Linked DNA regions of Homo sapiens: region 2 is linked to region 1. Evidence: chromatin loops called from intact Hi-C (ENCODE). Cell type or tissue: PC-9. All regions are shown on one strand.

Evidence for each region. Hi-C counts contacts between places; a loop is a spot of excess contacts. Peaks named below come from ENCODE experiments on the same cell type or tissue, not always from the same donor. Only the 100,000 strongest peaks of a DNase experiment are listed, where the experiment ranks them.
Region 2: it touches region 1 in a loop (13-fold over the local background); 9 of 110 quality-filtered maps call a loop at or near these places.

The regions. Positions count from the first base shown.
Region 1 is chr10:95,180,266-95,188,265 of GRCh38, reverse strand. All of the region lies in intron 3 of LOC107984257 (a long non-coding RNA gene), which reads left to right. It also overlaps the pseudogene PAWRP1. Among named protein-coding and RNA genes, the nearest start is that of ACSM6, 10 kb to the left of the region's middle. RefSeq lists silencers at 4,043-4,092, 4,113-4,442, 4,633-4,932. In PC-9, CTCF peaks have their summits at 4,298 and 4,498 (motif pointing left); no DNase peak of the experiment used is centred here; H3K4me3 peaks cover 1,343 bases; H3K27ac peaks cover 484 bases.
Region 2 is chr10:94,626,626-94,634,625 of GRCh38, reverse strand. No RefSeq gene overlaps it. Among named protein-coding and RNA genes, the nearest start is that of CYP2C18, 53 kb to the left of the region's middle. RefSeq lists an enhancer at 7,754-8,000. In PC-9, CTCF peaks have their summits at 4,239 and 4,445 (motif pointing left); no DNase peak of the experiment used is centred here.

The sequences.
Region 1 (8,000 bases):
TACCACATGTGGTACACTCCATTCTTATACATTCTTATACATGTGGTAGTTTCACATTTCTTGCACCCTCACAAATAATTTTACAGAATCTTAGACTGTCAACATTGGAAGTAATCTTTATGTTGAACCCCTTATCCAGTGTTTAACTGTACTGATATAGATCAACCTCAGCAAGGAATTACTAATTTGATTTAAAAAGACATGTAGGTATTATTTCAGTGGGACAAATTCTGCTCAAGTGATGCACAAAATACATGGAAATATGAGCTGCTGCCAATACGGAAATATCCTATAGGATAGGTCAACAGACAAGACCCAGTTCTTTCCCTTACAAAACCTGTGACTTTCTAGAGGAGGCAAATTTATAACAAATTACCTGCAATTTAAGGCAATGAACTCAAATGCCCCATAAGCAGTATAAACAAAGTGCCACTGAAACACTTGCAGAGTGTACAGATTCCTTCTGGCTAATCTTGAAGATCAGAGCTACTTAACAGCGTGAAGGATAAGAGTTGGTCTCAGTCATAATCCTAAGCAAATTAATACAGGAATAGAAAAACCTAATACCGCACTTTCTCACTTATAAGTGGGAGCTAAACATAGAGCATCCATTGACATAAACATGGGAACAGTAGACACAGTGTACTAGAGTGGGGAAGGAGGGAGAGGAGCGTGGGTTGAAAAACGACCTACTGAGTACTATGCTCACTACTTAATTGCAGTATACCCATGTAACAAACCTGCACATGTACTCCCTGTATCTAAAATAAAAGTTAAAAAAAAAGTCCTCAGAAGGCTCAGGGGAATTTTGAGAGGCGAATGCGGCCATGAGCAAGGGTGGAGGTGGGAAATGCAAGACAGCTTAATTTATCCAAATGCTCAAAGATGCTAGGAAAAGAGAGGTTAGATGACCTATGAAAAATGCAGCCAAGATAGAAGCAACAACAACAACCAACAACAAAACCCCCAAAACTCTAAGAATAAACGTTTTCAAGACATTTGCCCTTTTAAAAGACTCAAAGGAAACAGAATAGGTTCTTTTGATTGGAAGTATTCAATTGGCCTAACACTGCCTAAATGATAGGGTTGTTCCTGAACACTGGACCTTTCCAGATCCCTCCATAGGTATCTGGGCCATGGTGATCAGAAGAAATTTATTAATACTTATCTTAATGGGAAGTGTCTGATCAACTCCCTTTTTCTCTTTCTCTCTCCCTGCCTTGGGTAAATCAAGAGATGACAAGTGACACATTTCACAAAGGAAATGACAATAATAATTCACCTCCTGGTCATATGTGATTCCCCCACTACAAACATTCCAGCAGAATATAGCCATTTATTTTGGTATCTGATGGGTTTCTTAGGGCTCTCATCAAACTGGCTGAACAGGGAATCCCTAGGGGCAGCCTGCCAGAGAAGAAGAAAAGGGATGACCCAGATGTTGCTAAAAATCAACAAACTCGAAATAACAGAGTGCAAAAGACATTTCACTTTTTTTCCGTAAGTTATAGGGGGTACAGGTGGTATTTGGTTACACAGACTAGTGCTAAAACCAACGATTAAGTATTAGTGTTCTTGGAGCTGTCAAGCTTTCACAAACATAAATAATGTACTCATAGGGAAACAAGGTTCACACAGGTTGGACCCCAAACTTGCAGAACTTGAAACAGGATCTTGCAGAGGGCTTCCAAGAATGCCCATGATGATTATTAAATAAGATTCCTTATGTTTTAAAAAACAACTTTATTGAAATAGAACTCATATAGCATACAACTTCCCCATTTCAGGCATACAATTCAATGGCTTTTAGTATATTCACAAATCCTTTTTTTTTCATATATATGTACCACACTTTATCCGTTCATCCGTTGATACTTAGGTTGATTTCATATTTTGGCTGTTGTGAATAGTGCTGCAATAAACTGGGAGTGCAGATGTCTCTTCGACATACTGATTTTCTTTCTTGTAGGCATATACCCAGCAGTGGGATTGCTGAATCATATGATAGTTCTATTTTTAGTTCTTTGAGGAACCTCCATGCAGTTTTCCATAGTGGATAAACTATTTTATGTTCCTACGAAGAGTGTTTGAGCGCTCCCATTTCTCTGTGTCCTTTTCAGCATTTGTTATTTTCTGAGTTTTTGACAATTGCCATTTTAATTGAGGTTAAATTATATTTTATTGTGGTTTTGATTTGGATTTATCTGATGATTAGTGATGTTAAACATGTTTGCATATAACTGTTGGCCATTTGTGTATCTTCTCTTGGGAAATGTCTATTGAAATCTTTTGCCCATTTTTAAATTGGATTATTTGGAATTTTTGTTTTTGAGTTCTTACGTATTCTTGTTAGTGATCCCTTGTTGGATGAATAGTTTGGAAAATTTTTCTCCCATTCTGTGGGTTGTCTCTTCACTTTATTTTTATTTTTATTGATGTGAAGAAGCTTTTTAGCTTGATGTAATTCTATTTATCAATTTTTGCATTCGTTACCCGTGCTTTTGAGGTCTTACTCAGGAAATCTTTGCCTAGACCAGTGTTCTAAAGTATTTCCCCTATGTTTTCTTCTAGTAGTTTCATAGTTTCCTACATGTAAGTTTTTAATTCATTTTGATTTGATTTTTATATATGATGAGGCATAGAAGTCTAGTTTTATTCTTCACGTGTCTCATTTTCCCAGTACCATTTATTGAAGAGACCATCTGTTTCCCAAGGTATGTTCCTGGTGCCTTGGTCAAAAATGAGTTGGTTGTAAATGCAAGGATTTATTTCTGGGTTCTCCATTCTGTTTCACTGGGCCGTGAAATCCTTACTTTTCGATATTATAAGTCACCATTTTCAGCTTTCCATCCTGTCAACCTTGCTGTATTTGGGCCAAGCAGGGCATGCAGGACCCAGAACTTGGTGTGGACAGGTGGGGCCAGAGCCCCTGTAGGCTGCTCAAGAAATCTGCACTGAGGTCTGCAGGGAGGACCAAATCCCCATAGATGATTCCACAAAAACACTGTTAGGTAAACCACAGTGTGAAACAGCTTGAGAAATAGAATCTGTGTCATATCCAACATTTACTCACACTCATAACTGCATGAGCGGGATACTTGAGCAGGAGGACCCAGAAGAACACCCTCTTCACCTGCATGTCCAGGTCCCCTTTGTGTCACCTAGGGCAAGAGGCTGGAAGGAGAGGCATCTGGGATAGGGGCAGGCTATGGTCGGGGCAGTGGGGTGGTAGGACCTGGACAGTGGGGGTGGTGGGGTTAGTGAAAGGTCTGGGGCAGGGCAGAGATCAGGAGGAACAGCATTCCAGCAGGGCTGGGAGACATGTCAGTAGGTTGGCAGACACAGGAGCAGGTGGCCTGGGACTCAGAGGAGCAGCTGGAGTTGGAGGAGAAGGGCTCTGTTTTCCTCCAGTCTTCTGCTTGGCTGCTGCATTAGCACCCCACTGCACCCCCAACACTCGTCTCTCCCTTGCCCTCACTTCCTGAGTCTTAAAACCAATTCCTTCATCCCCAGCATGCACCTTCCTAAGGACAGTTCCCCTCTGGATCCTTCCTAAGGTTCTAACTATTTATTTATTTATTGAGACAAGGCTTGCTCTGTCGCCCAGGCAGGAGTGCAGTGGCACCATCTCGGCTCACTGCAACCTCCGCCTCCCGGGTTCAAGCAATTCTCCTGCCTCAGCACACCCTAGTAGCTAGGATTACAGGCGCGCGCCACCACGCCCGGCTATTTTTTTGTATTTTATTTAGAGACGGGGCTTTGCCATGTTGGCCAGACTGGTCTCGAACTCCTGACGTCAGATGATCTACTCGCCTCTGAGCTTCTGATTTTTAATCCTTCCTAGCCCAGCTCCCCGCCATCCCCCCACCCCCGCCGTCCCCCCATTCTGCCTCACTTCCTCCTTTCCTGATTCCCACAATTTCCCACAATCAGTCTTGGCCTCAGATTCCCACCCTTCAGGTGCCAGGGTTCCTTGGGTCCTCCATCTCCCCTGATCCTCTCTGATTAGGGGCACGGGGTGTGAGTTGGAATTAAAGCCAGCGTTTGAGTCCTGGGGCTGGATTCTGCATTGGGTTCCGTTGTGTCATTGCACCTTCTCGTTTCCGCTCTTTCTGCCCTGCTTCCTCATCTTCAAAGTCATCTAAGATCCGCCAGCGGATGCTGACCCAGCCCGTGGAGCGCCGCTTCTCCGCACCTGCTGCTTCTCCATCTCTCCATCTTCTGCTCCTGGCCTTTTCCTGGCACTGGAGCCCGAGCTCTGAGCTCTTGCCCTTCTCTGGGGCCCCGTCCTGCTCCTCCTCGTCACCCTGGGGCGGCGGCCGGGGCCCCACGGGTCAGCGTGGCAGGGCCGACGGCGCAGTTCTCGCCCCGGGGCGGCGGCGGCGGCAGGTGCGGTGGGAGCGCCGCCTGGAGGTTGGTGTGGCGCTCATTGGTCGCGGAGGCCGCCGAGGTGTCCAGCGCCCAGGACCTGGGCTTCCTGTCTGCGTCGCTGCTGCCCCCTGCTGGGGCGGCGGGGCCCGGGTTCCGCTCTGCGGCGTGTTTTTGCGGGGCGCCTTCGCTCCTCCGGGAAGTCGGCGGTGCAGCCGCGGAGGCCGTTGTTGCTCTGGTAGCCGGTGGTTGTTTCATTCCCCTAGGGGCCGGCCGGGCTTTCGCCTCAGGCCGCCCACACCGGCTCCGGCCGCCGCCGCCTCTCGCTACCCGCGGCCCGGAGGAGGCGAGGGAACGACCTCCAGGCGCAGGGCGGCCGCCGCTCCCTCAGCAGCCGGCGGGGCAGAGGGAAAGACGCCGGGAAGCGTAAGGTCCCCGCCAGGCCCGAGGGTCGCCACGGACTTTGCCCTCTGGTTCCTGCCCAGGAGCAGCTGCCAGGTCCCCTCCCTGCCAAGCTTCTCCCCGAAAAGTTCTAAGGTTGTCAGGTCCGCCAGGAAGTGACATTTTTCTCCCCTCACTGTAAGGCTGGAAACTCTTGAATCCGGGCATTTTATGCATATTCTTAAATATGATGTTTCAGTCAAAGCCTTGATAATATAACCAATATTTCCGATTTTATCCTGCTTATAAAGAGCCGATATGTAAACGAAAATTAGAATATTTGTGAATAGTTTCCAAATTTTGGAGGGATCAAGTAGGGAGAAAAACCAAATGCTTCCACCTTTGTTTACAAGTGTGCTTTACCAAACTGATGTAAATTATAGATAACATCTGTGAGAAACCTTTCTTAAATCTAGAATACAACCAACAGTGTTTTAAATAAAAGTTATAAAAATATTATCTTAATTTCATAGATTTTTTGTTTTGCTTGATCTTGCTTAGCAGTTTTTTGAACCCTTAAGTTTATTAGAGTTCTAGGAATTTGTGTTTAGTTTATTTTTTTAAAACATTTGTTTTAATATATTTAAAGGGTATAAGTACAAGTTTCTTACATGCCTATATTGCATAGTGGTAAAGGCTGGGGTAGTTTATTGATCTGAAAGTTATCAGAAACCTGTGTTCAAGAGGACCTGTTAAGAGTTTTTTCCATGAAAAGCAAATTTGGACTATCGCTGATCGCAAATATTTTTCGAATTCAAAGCAGAACTGTGGATGATGGAAACAGAATAGCTATGATGAAAATCTGATGAAAGTTCCCAATTGACAAGGAAATTTAGTTACTTCTCTTACGTGCAGCATGTTAAGACAATAACCAGAATCATGACTGACAGCATCACATCAGGACCACCAGGCTTTTATAAATTTCATACAATCTTCAGAATGCATTAATAACATATTTATACAAATGTAACTTTAGCAAATATTTAGCGTAACAATCAAAATTATGAATCATTAAATTTTTATAAGTTTATATAATTTTTGGAACATGCGTGTCAATAACATACCTATAAATGTAACTGAAGTGGGATCTAATATCACATAATTTGACAATGCTCTCCCATGCAGTATCACAACATTTGACAATGCCCGCTCATACAGTCTACCAAATCTAATAATTTAATATCTCTACAAGGTGAGAGATCCATTCTTTAGACTCTCCAGGGACCCAGCTGAACAGTCCCGAAGTTAATTTTAAGACTTAATTTAGGATTTTTGACTCTGGGGAAACCTGTCAAAGATTGAAAACATTTGATCAAAACAGAATCACAGGTCACTGTTAAAAGAATAGTCATTTAACCAGAGACTTAAAAGCTATACAGAAAGTTATGTGGATATGAAAACTCGAACCCTTTTAAAGCTTAGTTTTCCTGAGTAATCAAAAAGGGTACTTGAATTTAATCAGACACAGGAAGAGTATGTACGGGGATATGAGTGTACACTGTATTTTAGAGGAATGTAAACAAGGAAATTAGTACCATGAGCCAGGGAATACATGGCTGTTAGTAACAGCATGGGAAGTTTCCTGGTTACATGGAACAACAATTTAGACATAGGAAGAAAAGCCAAAAGTACAGATTCAAGTTATGTTGGAGGAAAACATTGGTTTTCCAGACCTTCATGCTAACCATTTCAGTGTCAGGCCATAACAGCAGAACTAGAACCAGAGAAAAAATGTTACAGGAGTTGACAAAAATGTTGAAAGACAGAGCTACCACTGTTACCATTGTGGCCATGCAAAAAGATACACCTTTTTAAAGGGGGAGAAAACAGAAGGCAGTGGTTTATGACCTGCAATGTGGTACAGAGAAAGTTGAATTTCGGATATAAATCTGAGAAGTTTGAAAAAGAAAAATGTTACCTCTAGAAATGAAATGGCCATTCTGAAAGAAAGACACCGCATTTCCAATCTGAAACTAGGGAAGTTAGTTAGATCTCAGGAAGAATTAGAACTAGTTTAAATCTTCTATTAAATAAGATTTTAGAATTAAAAATAAAACCTCTTAAAATTTTACTAAGAGCAAATCAGTAAGCAAACTGTCATTCTAACATAGGGGACCAACTTATTTTGTTGTTTTGTATTAATGTATTTTAATGTCAAATTTCAATCTTTAGAAAGACTTCTGTTACCAAAATTACATCTTAATATCCATAACTTTCTTTACATCTGTCTCCTACTTACTAGTTCTTTTCTAGCTACTGTGAAACAACTTTTAAATGATCCCCAAATTCGATAAAAATATTCTTTTTCTCAATAAAATGTATTTTTTATGACTTTCTAATAATTTTTTTCTCACCAAGAACGCCTTATTTTTTGGCACATTGTATATATAGAATTATATGTACTAATTAAAAATTTTAACTCTTAGTAACCTTAAATTTTAGTGAAAATTTCCTTAATTTTTTAAGACGGAATCTCACTCTGTTGCCGAGGCTGGAGTGCAGTGGCATGATCTTGGCTCACTGCAACCTCCGCCTCCCGGGTTCAAGTGATTCTCCCACCTCGGCCTCCCAAGTAGCTGGGATTATGGGCATGCGCCACCACACCTGGCTAATTTTTTGTATTTTTGGTAAAGATGGGGCTTTGCCATGTTGGCCAGGCTGGTCTGGAACTCCTGACCTCAGATGATCTGCCCGCCTCAGCCTCCCAAAGTGCTGAGATTACAGAAATTTTATTTTTGTAATAAAAATAATTGTGAACCACCATGCCTAGCTGAAAGTAAGAAATTTTAAATTGTCTGTCACCTATCAGTATTTTATAGATAAGAACCATTTTATAATTTTTACAAACATATTCCCTAATATATATATATATATAATACACACACACACTTTTTTTTTTTTTCTTTTTTGAGACAGGGTCTGGCTCTGTCACCTGTGCTGGAGTGCAGTGGCACAGTCTCAGTTCACTGTAACCTTTGCTTTCTGGGCTCTAGTAATTCTTCGATTTCAGCCTCTCGAGTAGCTGGGACTACAGGCGTATGCAACCAGATCTGGTTAATTTTTGTATTTTTTTGTGGAGACTGGGTTTTGCTATGTTGCCCAGCCTGGTCTCGAACTCCTGAGCTCAAGCGATCCACCCAACTTGGCCTTCCAAAGTACTGAGATTACAGATGTGAGCCCCGGCCCACAGT
Region 2 (8,000 bases), 550 kb after region 1:
AGCAAACTATCACAAGGACAGAAAACCAAACACTGCATGTTCTCACTCATAGGTGGGAATTGAACAATGAGAACACTTGGACATAGGGTGGGAAACATCACATCCTTGGGCCTGTCTTGGCATGGAAAGCAGGGGGAAGGATAGCATTAGGAGAAATACCTTAATGTAAATGACAAGTTAATGGGTGCAGCAAACCAACATGGCATATGTATACCTATGTAACAAACCTGCATGTTGTGCACATGTACCTTAGAACTTAAAGTATAATAAATAAATAAATAAATAAGAAAACTTACAATCATGGTGGAAGGGGAAGCAGGCACATTTTCACATGGTAGAGCAGGAGATAAAGCAACAGCTGGAGGAAGTGCTACACACTTTTGCAACAACCAGATCTCATGAGAACTCACTCACTATCATGAGAACAGCATGCAGTAAGGCTGCCCCCAAGATTCAATCACCTCCCACCAGACCCCTCCTGCAACACTGTAGATTACAATTCAACATGAGATTTGGGTGGGGCCACAGAGCCAAATAATTTCATTCTGCCTCTAGCCCCTCCCAAATCTCATGTCCTTCTCACATTTCAAAACACAATCATGCCTTCCCAACAGTCCCCCAAAATGTTAACTCATTCCAGCATTAACTCAAAGGTCCAAGTCCAAAGCATCATCTGAGACAAGGCAAGTCCCTTCCACCTATGAGCCTGTAAAATCAAAAACAAATTAGTTACTTCCAAGACATAATGGGGATACAGGCACTGGATAAATGCTCCCATTCCAAAAGGGAGAAATCAGCCAAAACAAAGGGGCTACAGGTCCCATGCAAGTCCAAAACCCAGCAGGGCAGTCATTAAATCTTAAAGCTCCAAAATAATCTCCTTTGACTCCATGTCTCACATCCAGGCCACACTGACACAGGGGGTGGGCTCCCAAGGCCCTAGGCAGCTCTGCCTCTGTAGCTTTGCATGGTACAGCCCCCTTGGCTGCTTTCATGGCTGGCACTGAGTGCCTGCAGCTTTTCCAGGTGCATGGGGCAAGCTGTCAGTGGATCTACCATTCTGGGGTCTGGAGAACAGAGGCCCTTTTCTCACAGCTCCACTAGGCAGCCCCAGTGGAAACTCTTTGTGAAGGCTCCAACCCCACATTTCCCCTCCACCCTTCCCTAGTAGAGGTTCCCCATGAAGACTCCACCCCTGCAGCAGACTTCTGCCTGGAAATCCAGGCATTTCCATACATCCTCTGAAATCCAGGCAGAGGCTCCCAAGCTTCAATTCTTGCCCTCAGCCAACCCACAGACTTAACACCACATGGAGGCTGCCAAGGTTTGGGACTTGCACCCTCTGAAGCAATGGCCTGAGCTGTACTTTGGCCCCTTTTAGCCACAGCTGGAGCTGGAGTCACCAAGATGCATGGCACTGTCCTGAGATGTCCCAAAGCTGCACAGAGCAGTGAAGCCCTGGTCTACAAAATCATTTTTCCCTCCTAGACCTCTAGGCCTGTAATGGGAGGGGCTGCTGTGAAGGTCTCTGAAATGCCTTGGAGGCATTTTCCCCATTGTCTTGGCTATTATCATTTGGCTCCTCTTTACTTATGCAAGTTTCTGCAACAGGCTTGAATTCCTCCCCAGAAATTTCTACCATATGATCAGGCTGCAAATTTTCCGAACATCTATGCTCTGCTTCCTTTTTAAATATGAGTTCCAGTCTGGGTGTGGTGGCTCACACCTATAAGCCCAGCACAATGGGAGGCCAAGGTGGGCAGATTGCCTAAGGTCAGGAGTTTGAGAACAGTCTGGCCAACATGGTGAAACCCTGTCTCTACTAAAATTATAAAAAAAATAAGCCAGAAGTGGTGGCCTACACCTGTAATCCCAGCTACTCAGGAGGCTGAGGCAGGGGAATTGTTTGAACCAGGGAGGTGGAGGTTGCAGTGAGCCAAGATGGCACCACTGCACTCCAGCCTGGTTGACAGAGAGAGACTCCATCTCAAAAAATATATATATGTATATATATATGTGTGTGTGTGTGTGTGTATATGTGTGTGTCATATATACACACACACAGACACACACATATACACACACACACACACATATATATACACACACATATATATATATTCCAGTTTCAGATAATCTCTTTGGGCATGCATATGAGTGTATGCTGTTAGAAGCAGCCAGGTCCCTTCTTGAATGCTTTCCTGCTTAGAATCTTCTTATCTCCAGCTCCTAATAAGTTCCTCATCTCCAGCTGAGACCTCCTCAGCCTGAACTTCATTTTCCATATCACTATCAGCATTTTGGTCACAACCATTCAACAAGTCTCTAGAATGGTCCAAACTTTCCTTCATCTTCCTGCCTTCTTCTAAGCCTGCCAAACTGTTCCAAATTCTGTTCATTACCCACTTCTGAAGCTGCTTCCACATTTTCAGGTATCTTTGTAGCAATGCCCCACTTCTCTGGTATCAATTTTCTATGTTAGTCTGTCCTCACATTGCCATAAAGAACTACCTGAGGCCAGGTGTGGTGGCTCACGCCTGTAATCCCAGCACTTTGGGAGGCCGAGGCAGGCGTATTACAAGGTCAGGAGTTCAAGACCACCAGGGCCAACATAGTGAAACCTCATCTCTACTAAAAATACAAAAATTAGCCAGGCATGGTGGCGGGCACTGGTAGTCCCAGCTACTTGGGAGGCTGAGGCAGGAGAATCACTTGAACCTGGTAGTCAGAGGTTGCAGTGAGCCGAGATTGCACCACTGCATTCCAGCCTGGGTGACACAGTGAGACTCTATCTCAAAAAAAAAAAAAAAAAAAAAAAGAACTACCTGAGACTGGGTAATTTATGAAGAAAAGAGGTTAAGTTAACTCATAGTTCCGCAGGCTGTACAGGAAGCTTGGCTGGGAGGCCTCAGGAAACACAATCACAGCAGAAGGGGAAGCAAGCACATCTTCACACTGTGGAGCAGGAGACAGAAAAAGAGATGGGGGAGGTGCTCCACACTTTTACGACAATGAGATCTCATGAGAACTCACTCACCAAATAAGAACAGCAAGGGCGAAGTCAGCCTCCATGATTTAATCACCACCCACCAGGCCCCTCCTCCAACACTGGAGATTACAATTTGACATGAGATTTGGGTGGGGACACAGAGCCAAAGTGCACCCATGCTCATCACAGCATTAATCACAATAGCCACAATATGGATGTATATTATTCAACCTTAACAAAGAAGGAAATTCATAAAAAATAATAATACTAATATACTAAATATAAATATTTATGTATGAATAAATATATTTATATATTATATATTTTCTTATATACATTATTCTATTATATATATCATAAATATATATTTACTATATATTATGTTTATAATATCAACATAATATATATTTGTAAATAAAAATATACTAAAATAATACAATTAAAAATAATACATAATAAAAACAAATTATTTAAAAAGAAGGAAATCCTGCCATTTGCCACAACATGGATAAACCTAGAGGACATTATGCTAAGTGAATAGTGAATGAAATAAATCAGACACAGATAGAAAATACTGCACGATTTCACTTATACATGGAAACTTAAAAAAAAAAAACTCGAATACATAGAAATAGTAGAAAGGTGGCTGCCAAAGGTGAGCGAGAGGGAGATGGAGAAATGGAGGTCAAAAAGTACAGAATTTCAGTTATGTAAGATAAATAGCCCTAGAGATATAAAGCACAGCATGAGGAATACAGTTAATAATACATATTGTATTGTATACCAGAAATTAGCAAAAAGAGTAGCTTTTAGGTACTTTACCACATACAAACAAATGTAACTGGCTAGGTGTAGTGGTTCACTCCTCTAATTCCAGTACTTTGGGAGGCTGAGGCAGGAGGATTGCTTGAGTCCATGAGTTCGAGACCAGCCTGGCAACCTAGTGAGACCCTCATCTGTACAAAAAATAAATTTTAAAAAAATAGCAAGCATAGACATGCTTGTAGTTCTAACTACTTGGTAGGCTGAGGTGGGAGGATCACTTGAGCCCAGGAGATAAGAAGTTGCCATGAACCATGATCAGGCCACTGCACTCCAGCCTGAGACAGAGCTAGACCTTGTCCAAAAAAAAAGTAACCATGTGAGATGAATCTGTTAATTTGCTTGGCGGAAATCATTTCACTATGAACATGTATATGAAAACATTATGTTGTACACCTTAAATATATAAAATTTAAAATGTATATGTAATAGAAGAATTTAATATTTTCCCTTGCTGTTACAGGTACAGAAGTTAGTAAATTGTTGTTCTTTCTCTTTTCCACAGGAGTAACAAAATAAATAAAATTGAAATCTTGCCCTGTAAAGTCAAAAGACTAGAGGAAATCCAATTTAGAACCCTGAAAGTCAGTTTTAATGAGGAAATTATGCCACCTCGTGGTAATTTAGTATATTGCCACATATAACTGTTTTCAGGATACAGTATTACTAAATTTTGAGATTGTTCTCCAGCTTGCAAGTAGAGGACCTCCTATGATTTCATGTCAACTTACTTGAGGGAAAGAAAAGTGTTGCCTATTAAATGAGATAGTTATGATCTGATCTTCGACGAACCTGACAAAAACAAGCAATGGAGACAGGATTCACTAATAAATGGTACTGGGACAACTGGCTAATCATATGCAGAAAATTGAAACTGGACCCCTTTCTTACACTTTACACAAAAATTAACTGAAGATCACTTAAAGATTTAAATGTAAAACCCAAAACTATAAAAATTCTAGAAGAAAATCTAGGTCATTGGCACAGGCAAATACTTTATGAAGAAAATACCAAAAGCAATTTCAACAAAGACAAAAACTGACAAATGGGACCTAACTAAATTAAGGAGCTTCTGCACAGCAAAAGAAACTATCATCAGAGTGAACAGACAACCTACAGAATGGGAGAAAATTTTGCTATCTATCCATCTAACATAAGTCTAATATCCAGAGTCTACAAAAGATTTAAACAAATTTACAAGAAAAAAATAAACAACCCCATTAAAAAGTGGGCAAAGGACATGAACAGACACTTCTCAAAAGAAGACATTCATGTGGCCAACAAACATATGAAAAAAAGCTCAGCATCACCGATCATTAGAGAAATGCATATCAAAACCACAATGAGATAGCACCTCACACCAGTCAGAATGGCAGTTACTAAAAAGTCAAAAAACAACAGATGCTGGTGAGGTTGCAGAGAAAAAAGAACACTTTTACACTGTTGGTGGGAGTGTAAATTAGTTCAACCATTGTGGAAGACAGTCTGGTGATTCCTCAAAGATCTAGAAGCAGAAATAATATTTGACCCAGCAATCCCATTACTGGGTATATACCCAGAGGAATATAAATCATTCTACTATAAAGATACACACGCATGTATGCTCATTGCAGCACATTTCACAATAGCAAAGACATGGAATCAACCCAAATGCCCATCAATGATAGATCGGATAAAGAAAATGTGGTACCTATACATCATGGAATACTATGCAGCCATAGAAAGAAATGAGGTCATGTCCTCTGCAGGAACATGGATGAAGCTGGAAGCTGTTATCTTCAGCAGAATAACACAGGAACAGAAAACCAAACACCTCATGTTCTCACTTATAAGTGGGAGCTGAACAATGAGAACACATAGACACACGGGGATAACAACACACACTGGGGCCTGTTGGGGGCAAGGGGAGCATTAGGAAGAATAGCTAATGGATGCTGGGCTTAATACCTAGGTGATGGATTGCTCTGTGTAGCAAATCACCATAGCACACATTTACCTATGTAACAAACCTGCACATCCTGTACATGTATCCTGGAACTTAAAAGTTGAAGAAAATAAATAAATAAATGAGACGGTTATAATGAATAAATAAAATGTTTGTATATAATTGAACCACTACTATCAGTAACAGGAAATCATTTGAGTTAGCTAATTCCAAAATAAGGGTTGTTCCCAAATGAAACATTATAATTCAATGTTTGGAGTTAAATTTTTATACTGGCTGCAGAGAGAGACTGAAGTCACTAACAAAATTTTTACCTTCATTGTTCAGTGGAAAACAAAAGGTCTGAAGGACACCTCAGAAGCCAAGCTCACCAGTGAAGCCATTTAACTGGGCCTTGGTCCAAACCCATCCAGGCCCAAGTGAGATTCTTGCAGGCACAGTAATGATGAGATTATTAGTGCTGGGCATGGGGCGGGGGTGGGGGCAGTTGGTGGAGAATACTGCCTTAGCTGGAGGCCTAAACAGGCAGTTAATAGGTTATTCAGCTAAAAATTGCTCCAAGGTAATTTTCTTTTAAAGCAAAAAGATCTAAAAACAAAGTTGCAGAGAACAAAGTAAAAACCAAGCAGTAACTAATAACAGTGAAAATCTGGCAAAAGATGGCACAATCTTTATCATATCTGGTGATGAAAAGAGTCAAACTCTGTAAATTATTTGAAGAGATTAATTCTGAGCCAAATATGAGGGACATGCCCCCGTGAGACAGCCATCAGGATGTCCTAAGAACATGTTCCCAAGGTGTTCAGGGTGCAGCTTGGTTTTATATATTTTAGGGAGACATAGGACTTTAATCAAATACTTTCAAGAAATACATTGGTTTGGTCCAGAAAGGCAGGACAACTCAAAGTGGTGGGGGCAGTGGGGCAGAGCTTCCAGCTTATAGGTAGATTTAAAAATGTTCTGGTTGACAATTGGTTGAGTTTATCTGAAGACCTGAGATCAATAGAAAGGAATGTCTGGGTTAAGATAAAGGATTGTGGAGACCAAAATTCTTATTTGCAAAGGAAGCCTTCAGGTAGTAAAGGGAATAGGTTGTAAAATGTTTCTTATCAGACTTAAAGTCTGTGCTGATGTTAATGCTGGACAGGTATAATGAGGCATGTCCTACCCCCACTTCCCGTCATGGCCTGAACCAGTCTTTCAGGTTAAGTTTTAAGAGTGCCCTGGCTGAAAAGGAAGTCCATTCAGATGGTTGGGGGGACTTAGAATTTATTTCTGGTTTACATATCATTCCCTTAACATAAAAATAAAAGCAGCTATTAGAAAAGAGTTCAATGACTTATGCTGTTATTTAATAGACATTAATTTTTGAAGCAGAAAAGCATATTGGTTGTTTAACTTGAACTCTCACATGAAGTTTTGCTTAACAGAAGACCTCATAACAATTTGTATTAAAAAGATTTAGCGTAAGTAATGTGCTTTGAACAGTACACAGAGTAGCTCAATACACTATGCATACATGGTAGCAATTATCATTAGACTATCACTATAGTATGTTTTTCTTGTTGTCTACAAGCTTGCCTCTGACAAAAAAAACAAACAAAAACAAAAAAAAAACAGCATAACTCACAAAATGCTGAGGAAAACAGAACAAAACAAAACTACTGCCCTTTGGATGATTATAACTGCATGTGATTCAAAATGCTGCTTCATATCTCAGTGACAAATCTGAAAAGGATGAAAATACTAACCATTATGAGAATCATGAAACATTAATGAAAAAGGTGATATTTAAATTAAGCATTAAAGAATAGGTTGGGTTAACAAAATAATGCACATTGCTTCCAAAGACCATTTCAAATATCTCCAACTGGTTTTATATTTCCTTGCATTTGAGAATCACAATTCTGGAGGGAAGTTTGCATAAACACCTCACTTCTCTCTGTACCCATAAACTTTGCCATGTAACTTTGCAGTGTCCTCCCACCATGATTCTGGGCTTGCCCCTGTGACTTTCTTTAGCCATGGGAAATTAGCTGGGATGCAAGTAGAGGCTTGAAAAGTACTTATTCAATTTCACTTACTTTTGCGTCTCTGCCTTTGTTATGAGAAGATCGTGTCTGAGCTAGCTCTTTAGTGGCAGAAGGATGAGAAAACCTTCTCAGCAGTCTCCTCAACCCCATTGAGTCTAAATCAACTGAATACCAGCTGGCCACAGATGTGAGTCTAACCAAGGCCAGCTGA